2 separate regions of the Homo sapiens genome follow, and region 2 is linked to region 1. Evidence: chromatin contacts called from ENCODE Hi-C or POLR2A ChIA-PET data. All regions are on one chromosome and are shown on one strand. Each heading gives the region's core, a stretch centred on a gene start or an enhancer-like site at or near the end of the contact. The rest is flanking DNA. Distances are from core to core; before and after follow the strand shown. Region 1 holds the start of EPS8 (EGFR pathway substrate 8, signaling adaptor). Region 2 overlaps LOC102724146 (a long non-coding RNA gene).

Region 1 (4,133 bases), core at 1,497-3,996:
ACCAGCAATCAACCAATCAATCCTGCAGCAGACACAAGCTGGGTGTCTTCAATTCAATTCTGAAACTATCTACCTGGAGATAATGTCAGATCCTACAGGTTGAGGGCTCAGTCCCACAAGACTACCCTGACTTCAGATGCCAAACAAAAAAGCCCCAGGTGGCTTTACTTGTGCTTCTGGCTGAACAACTAGAAATTAGGGTTCCCGTGACTCCCTCCTTGAGTTTGGTTATTTTGCTAGACCTGCTCACAGAACTCAGGGAAACATGTTTACCATTTTCTTATAAAGGATATTACAGAGGATACAGTTGAAGAGATGCATAGGGTGATTTATGCCCTCTCTGGGAGCACCGCCATCCAGGAATCTCCGTTTAGTTATTCATGTTCCCCTCTCTGGAAGTGCATGTAACCCATTCTTTTTTTTTTTTTTTTTGTGGAGGCTTTATTGCGTAGGCATGATTGATCAAGTCATGGGCCATTGGTGATCAGCTTAACCAGCCCCGGAAGTTAGAGGGTGGGGCTGAAGGTTCCAACACACTAATCATGCCTTGGTCCTTCCTATGACCAGTCCCCATCCTGAAGCTATGCTGGAGCCCCCAGCCATCAGCCAATTCATTCAAATACAAAAAGATGTTCATCACTTTGGAGATTTCAAGGATTTTAGGAGCTATATGTCTGGAAATGGGATGAAGACCAAATATATATTTTATAATATCACAGGCCTTTTTAAAGCCCGTTCTGTGTTACTGTTTCTTACTAGACGTAAATGGAGCCAAACAAGGCATACTTATTAAATTTACAAATGTTAAAAGTGATCACTAGTATTTATCTGAAATTGTGTCCTAAAACAAACACGATAAAATTTAATAAGAATAAAACAAAAATCAAGATTTAAATACATAGAAGTATAGACTATGAAAGGTGGAAGATACGGTTTAATTTAGTTGATGTGAAATAGACTTGGGTGTTCTGTTTGAATCTAGGTAGTGTGTGCTTGCATCAAAGGGGTGGCTGATCAGCAGCTGGAGAACTGGAACTCAGTTCTTGGCCCACTGTATTTGAATATTGTATTCTCAGTGCACAATTTAGAGAGGAGAATGAAAATCAAAACACATTCAAAGCAAGGTGAATAGTGTGATTATGGCAGCTCACTGCTATTTGAAAAACACTTAAAAGAGAATTTTTGAAGAAATGTATTAGATCTGTTGGTTACTTAATAGTTGCCCCTACTATTTCAAGGCTTGCAGTGTCTATAAAGAATGAGATTCATATTGTGTTGTTCCTAGGGGCAGAACCAAGACCAGTAGTATCAGGGAAGTTGATTTGATGTTCATAAATGATACAGGCTATAGTGTTAAGCAGACCTGGTTGTTAATTCTGGCGTCAGCATTGGCTTTGGCAAAAAGAAGGAAACTTCTGGGTTTCATTTTCCTAATGTGTTTAATAGGTATAATAAGGCCCATCTCATTTTAAGGACTAGGAATAATGTGTGTAAGTTGCTCAGTTCCTGGCATAGGTAAATATTCAACAAATAATCATGGTTATATGTAATGATAAAAATAGAAATTTACAACATTGGAAATGTTCAAGTGGATAGTGGTCTGGTGGAAATATTGGAGAGAGTATTCCCACTTAAAATAGGGGACTGGACTTAGCCGTTATATCGATTCCAACTTTTAGAATGGTTTGAATGTCCACCTTGGCATGTTACGTCGTTTCTCCCTGACTGTGCTTTTATTTGCTTCACAAAGCAAGCAAGTCCAATCTCTTTTAACCAAGTTTAATTTATAGGCTTTCGTGGACTTCTGGAAGTCAACTGACTTCGAAGTTAGGACAGCATGGGGGGATTGGGGGAGTAGCTATGACAATGAGGAGTTTTAAGAGTGAGAAAACACAATGTCTATGAGAACATGGACTTCTCTTTTAGAGGCTCCATGAGCTACTCAGAGAGGAGGTTATGAGGGTTGGTTAAGGTACGAGAGGCACAAAGTGAAAGAAGCCTCCACTACTTCAAACCACATCAGGGCTTTTGGCAAGAGCTACATGAAAAATAGGCTCACAGGCAGCCTGGCGAGGCGGGTCTGGGCTTGCAGGCTGGCGCTAAGGACCGGCAGTTGGGAGACTCTCAGGGACCCGATGGAGGGCCTTGGGCACCACCAGTTTACCGCATGGGTTGGAGAGACAAAAAAAGAGGAGAGCGACAAAAGGGGGAAAATAGGTCCGATGATCAGAGGAGGAAGACGAAGGCTGGCTGGTCATTAGATGCGTCTTGTTTGCCGCCAAAGGGCAGGGGTTACGAGCTGTGCAGCCAGACTGGGTGTTGCAACCCGAGCGCTCCCTCCGCCCGGGGCGTCCATCCTCGCCGGGGGCGAAGCTCTCCACACGCTCTTTGCCCCTTCCTGCGCCTCCTGGCTGCTAGTCAGTCCTGTTAGGGCACTTCTGGAAACCTGCTGTCGACTCGCTGCCTTGGTCCGACTTTGATCGCGGCCTTGATAACTTGGCGCAGCGCCCCGTCTCCTTTCCTCCGGTCCCTCTCCCGCCCACCCGGCCTCACCGGCCACTTCGCCTCAAGCGCTGGAGTCGACCAGAACTCTGCGGCTCGGCTGCCGGCAAGACCCGGATAGCGGATTTCGCTCCTGGCTGCGGGGCGCGCACTCGCCCGCCCGCCCGCTCGCTCGTTCCTCGCGCGGGCACTGGGCATGCGCGGCGCGCGGTTGGCACTGGCTGCGAGCGGGCGGGCGGCTCCAGACTTCACAGGCAGCAGCTAGCGAGGCGGTCTCGCCCGGCGCGAGGCCGGCGCTGTGCTCGCCTCGGAGATCGCTGCTCTTTAGCTGGGTGCAGAAGGCGGCTCCGCGGCTCGCGGACGACTGGCTGGGCGCGAATCAGATTGGGGGGCTTTCTCCCGGTCCCCTCCCACCTCGTCTGGGCTCGCGGCGTCTCCGGGGAAAGCCGTGGCCCCGAGGGCGGATCCGAGGTAAGAGCCCCTTGGCGAAAGGCGCCGGTCCCGGGGTCCGGCGGCTTTGACTTTCTCGATTTTAAAAATCCGCCTTTGTGTGCTGGAATCGGAGCGGTGCCAGGAGCCGCGTCCGCCTCCCTTCACTTTGACTGCTTTCAACTGGTGTTGGCAGCCAGGTGCGGTAGGGCGCTGCGGCCGGAGGCGTCCGCTCGCCGGGTCCGGGCAAGCTGTGGGGCCCGTGCAGACCCGCGCCCAGGGCTCCGGGAGGCTGGGCAGGGAGGGTTCGCCGTGGCCCAGTGATATTCATGGTAACCTGAGCTTCCGCAGATACACCTGCGCTCATCTGGTCCGTGGGGCGACTGCAGACCGAGTATCCCGATCTCGGCTTATTACGTTAGACTTGGGATTTGTGCGCTGCTCTGCCAACCCGCCTCAAATGGGGAGGGGTTCTTTTCAAAATGACCCTTTAGGGCAGGGTCCCACCCCCGTTTACCCCCTCGAATTAACATAGCTAATTGTTTCGGAATCGTTGTCAATGCCTAATGGCTGTTGACTTTCTTAGCTTGCTCCACTTTACTCACCATTTTACTTTTGGGAAGACAGACGGCCTTTCTCCGGTTGTGGTCAGTTCATGCATTTGAAAGGGGTTTCCCCACCCATGTACTCCCTGCCCTCTCCGATGTTCTCACTCTTACTTTCCTTCCTAGGACTACCTGTTTGCAAAATCTTTGCACCGACCGTTCTCCGGCAGTGTTTCTCAAATCCTCCTCCTCCCATAGGGCCCGTAGTACTGTTGGAATCTCGCGGGGGGCAGGACGCCGTGGTTAGGATTTGAAATCCGCAGACATCTAGAGCGGTGAAGGATTAGGAATTAGAATCCTCCTTTACAAAATATGTTTCAGTGAAATGTGTTACTGCTTCTCTTTTCAAGGTTTCTTGCCTTAGATAGTAAGGGGAATAGGTAAAAGAGCTAATATGTTAGGATGAGTTCAGGTAAAACTTGATTTCAGATGTGTGAAGAGTGTGACTTTTTGGCTTTGTCATTTTTGGGAAATAGGAGAGTTAGGATTCCGGGCAATCTTCTTTATATTGAAAAAGCCCCTCAAAGTAACTGTGTTGTGTATTGCCTCTAGTTTATTTTCATTGAAAGGACTCCATTCTTCCACAGCTCCTTGGGT
Region 2 (3,979 bases), core at 417-2,916, 41 kb before region 1:
GTGCATTGAAATTTTGCTATGAGTGGTGACCAATATTAGAAAGAAAAAGGTTCGTTTGTCTTACAGTTGCTTGACTCTGAAGATTCTGAGCTGCCCAAGCCTATGTCCGTGAAGGATTGTAAAGAGCCCTCAATTCACCTGTGCTCTCCCAAGAGAGAGCTAGCATGTTATGGGGTGGTGGCAACCCACCATTTTTAGCACCAACTGCTGAAAGATAGAAAATAAAAGAATTGAGGATTCTTAGAAGAGAGAAGACTTGAAGGTGACCATGTAAGGCTTATTCTATAGCCTCAAGTAAGATGATATAATATAGAAATTTTTTTAAAAAAATTTGCACCGTTCTCTGGATTCCAGCTGTGTTCATTCTGCAAAGCAGTGTGTCTAAATGTTTTTCCAGATATATTGGGCATGATAGCCAGTTTACCCAGTATGTCATAGTCCTGGTTATGATGAACATAGTTAAGAAGTAGAAGAGACGGAGAAAGATTGGAAGAAAATGGAAATGTGAGAGATTGTGGCTGTGCAGCAACAGTTAATTTATATGCATGGCTGTGTATATGAATGAGAATGTATATGATTCATGGTTTAAAGATGGTAGTGTAATACATGTACCTGTATGTATGTATGATGGAACTAACTAGCCCATTGTATATTAGCTCCAAGCTACTATTGTGGTTTTAAAAAGCTGAAACAGTCATTTCCTTGCCAGCTTCATTATGTCACATATAAATATATGTTCTGTGTGGGAAAGAAAAATATTGTATAGGCAAAGGAATTTCTATGAGAAAGATACAGAGTCTTTGAAAGAGACTTAAAATCTATGACTAAATGAGAGAAATAAATGACATTTCTACTACAACGCCCTTGTCAGGTTATATTAGAGAAAATTTATGTCACTGACAAGCCAAAGAAGGAGGCATTTGTATGCTACTGACAGTTGGTACAATATGTGTGTAGAAATGAACTTAAGTGTGGGAAACAAAAGAAACAAAAAACCTGGAAGAGAGCTGACTAGAAAGAGAACAAATAGGAAAAAGTGAAATACTTAGCTATATGAAACAATTTTTAAATAGTATTGTGTTAGATTCTCAAGGACGGATATGTGCTGACACAGTGTCTGGGATTTCAGACCAAGTACTCAGGTTCACATTGGATTAAACTTATCACCCCAGACTTGAGCCAAGAGCTCACCTTCGTCATGACCACTCAGCTATTAGCATCATGGAGTATAGCAGTGTAAATCGATCATACAGAAGTCCTTCTGGTTTTAGAATAAAATGGCAAAGTTGGAGAGAGCCCCCATGAAGATAATGCTCTAGTCAGACCTGCAAATATTGGCTGAATAGATGGTTTGGACAGAAAGTTTCAAGCAAAGAATCTGACTAAGTACTATTATGGGTTAACTAAATTGAGGAAATCTAAAAATTTCTCATAAAGATGCCCAGTTTCTTAAGAAATTGCCCTTGTTTTTGGACAATGAGCCACATCTTGTATTCATTCGAGGCCTCCATGTTGCTCCACTGGATGAAGCTGACTGCCCTGGCAATATGGCTGTGACTACACAGCTTGCAATGAAGTAGGCTTTGGACCACTGGTAGGAGAACTCCCTCCTAGAAACCAGAGAAATTCAAGAGGGGTTAGAGAACTATGAGTTATATTTGGCACCTACCAAAAAGTCATGCTGAAAACGTGGGATTCAGAGGCCAAGGAATGAGGGGGATTGAGAGTCCACACCGTCCAGTACTGGGGATTATTTTGCTAACATGTACTATACACAAGCAGGAATTTAACAAATACTTGGTTGATGAGCTCATTATGTATTTTTTATCCTCATGAATTGTGGAAGCTAAAACTGGATTTGGTGTATTAATGTCATTATCATTTTTGTATTACAACACTGAGCAAACAAGTAAGTAGTTTTTGTTGGTAAGACATCTTTTTTTAAAAAATGACAAGGATAAAAAGAAATATTAGAAATGACTCTGTCACTAAGGAGTTATACCTTGGGAGACAAGACATACTGGCAAAGAAATAATAATGCAAGTCATATTAGATCAGTTCCAAACACATTTGTTCCCCCACTCCTTCCGGAGACTTGAAAGGCAAAGCCTTACTCTTTTGAACTAGTTTCTCTTTTCTTTTATCCCTCTTCTATCGTCTCTCTACAATCCTCAATCTTCAGTGTTGAGTTGGAAAACTTAGATCATTTATAAGTTCTCATGATAATTTGGTTTGAGAAACACAGTGTAGGCAGCAATTGTGGGGGAGGAACAGTCCCAGGGGAGTGGTAGTTGCTGGGCCTTTTACAGAAAGAGCAGGACTCTGATAACTAGATATAAATGCGATGGGTATTTCAGGAAGGAGGAAGAGCCTGAACAGATCATGTCTCAGGAATGAATGAGACCTGTTTTGCTGCAGTGAGTAGTGAACTCTGGAAAAGAAAAACTGTGGCAGAGAGATGGGGCAGTGGGCAGGTGGTTAAAGGTCTCTAATAGGGCCTTATTTAATCCCTAAGCAGTGAAAAGTCAATGCATGCTTCTACATAAGAATTTAATTTATACCAAACAGGTTTTAAGAATAATTCTGGATTGATGTATAGAAGATGTGAGGAAGCAAGAAACAGACTGCAAAATGGTACTAACAAGAACTAGAAAGAAATGTAATAATCATCTTAGTCAACTTACTCAATTTCTGGTGTCTGGTGTGTATGTGTGTTTGTGTGTGTGTGCACACGTGTGTGTGTGTGTGTGTGTGTGTATTGGGGTGGAGAGCAAGGAAATTTAGCAGAGAGGTTGCCTAAGGTCATAAGCTAATTAACAGCAGAAATAGACTAGACCTGACTCACAGTTTAGGACAAGATCCCCTATATCAGGGGTCCCCAAGCCCTAGGCCACAGATTGGTACCGGTCTGTGGTCTGGTAGGAACTGGGCCACACAGCAGGAGGTGAGCAGTGAGTGAGTGAGTGAAGCTTCATTTGTTTTTACAGCTGCTCCCCATACCTCCCATTACCACCTGAGCTCCACCTCCTGTCAGATGAGCCCTAGCATTAGATTCCCATTGGAGTGCGAATTCTATTGTGAATTCTGCATGGGAGGGATCTAGGATCTAGGATGCAAGCTTCTTATGAGAATCGAATGCCTGATGATCTGTCACTGTCTCCCATCACCCCCAAATGGGACTGTCTAGTTGCAGGAAAACAAGTCCAGGGCTCCAACTGATTGTGCCTTATGGTGAGTTGTATAATTATGTCATTATATATTACAATGTATTAATAATATAAATAAAGCACACAATAAATGTAATGTGCTTAAATCATTGCAAAACTATCCCCCACCCCCTGGGTCTGTAAAAAAAATTGTCTTCAATGAAACCCATCCCTGGTGCCAAAAAGGTTGGAAACCACTGCCCTATATCATTGTTAGGAATCTATGGCAACATCCAGGAGCTAACAAATGAAGGCAGAAGTGGGGCCTGCCATTTTATCCAGATTGTAAAGCCATTTGAGAGGAAGTAGAACATAAGAATCAATTGGCCAGGCATGATGGCTTACGCCTGTAATCCCAGCACTTTGGGAGGCTGAAATGGGTAGGTGGCTTGAGCTCAGGAGTTCAAGACCAGCCCGGGCAACATGGAGAAACCCTGTCTCTACTAAAAAATCCAAAAAATTTAGGTGGGTGTGGTGGCTGGTGCCTGTGGTCCCAGCTACTCGGGAGGCTGAGGTGGGAGGATTGCTTGAATCCAGGAGGTCAAGGCTACAGTGAGCCAAGATGGCACCACTGCACTCCAGCCTGGGTGATAGAGCAAGACCCTGTCTCAAAAAAACAAACAAACAAAAAAAGAATCAATGAAGATATGATTAGTAATTGAATTGTGTATTCGTTTCCTATTGCTGCTCTCCTAAATTACCACAAACTAGATGGGTTAGAGCAGCATAAGTTTATTATCTTACCATCCTGAAAGGTCAGAGGCCTGAAATTG

Evidence for each region. Hi-C counts contacts between places; a loop is a spot of excess contacts on that map. ChIA-PET counts read pairs that join two places held with the same protein, here RNA polymerase II (POLR2A). Pooled maps may share reads with other maps.
Region 2: a loop to region 1 is called in a map of mammary epithelial cell, with 2.0 times the contacts of the local background. The contact joins the enhancer-like site here to the promoter of EPS8 in region 1. A Hi-C loop is called at or near these places in 18 of 168 maps with a recorded cell type or tissue (Calu3, HepG2, PC-9 and 10 more) and 11 of 50 pooled maps. POLR2A ChIA-PET finds 5 or more read pairs at or near these places in 15 of 52 experiments (A549, AG04449, AG04450 and 12 more).

Annotation. Positions count from the first base shown.
Region 1 is chr12:15,788,001-15,792,133 of GRCh38, reverse strand. It overlaps EPS8 (EGFR pathway substrate 8, signaling adaptor), which reads left to right and starts at 2,746. Exons shown (of 21, transcript NM_004447.6): 1 at 2,746-2,973. RefSeq lists silencers at 2,539-2,888, 3,149-3,268, 3,599-3,678.
Region 2 is chr12:15,828,457-15,832,435 of GRCh38, reverse strand. All of the region lies in intron 4 of LOC102724146 (a long non-coding RNA gene), which reads left to right. Among named protein-coding and RNA genes, the nearest start is that of EPS8, 41 kb to the right of the region's middle. Within about 2 kb of position 1,666, at least 2 of the 41 ENCODE cell types and tissues checked have a DNase peak (open chromatin) inside an H3K27ac peak, as active enhancers do; they include ascending aorta, where a contact is called at or near this core.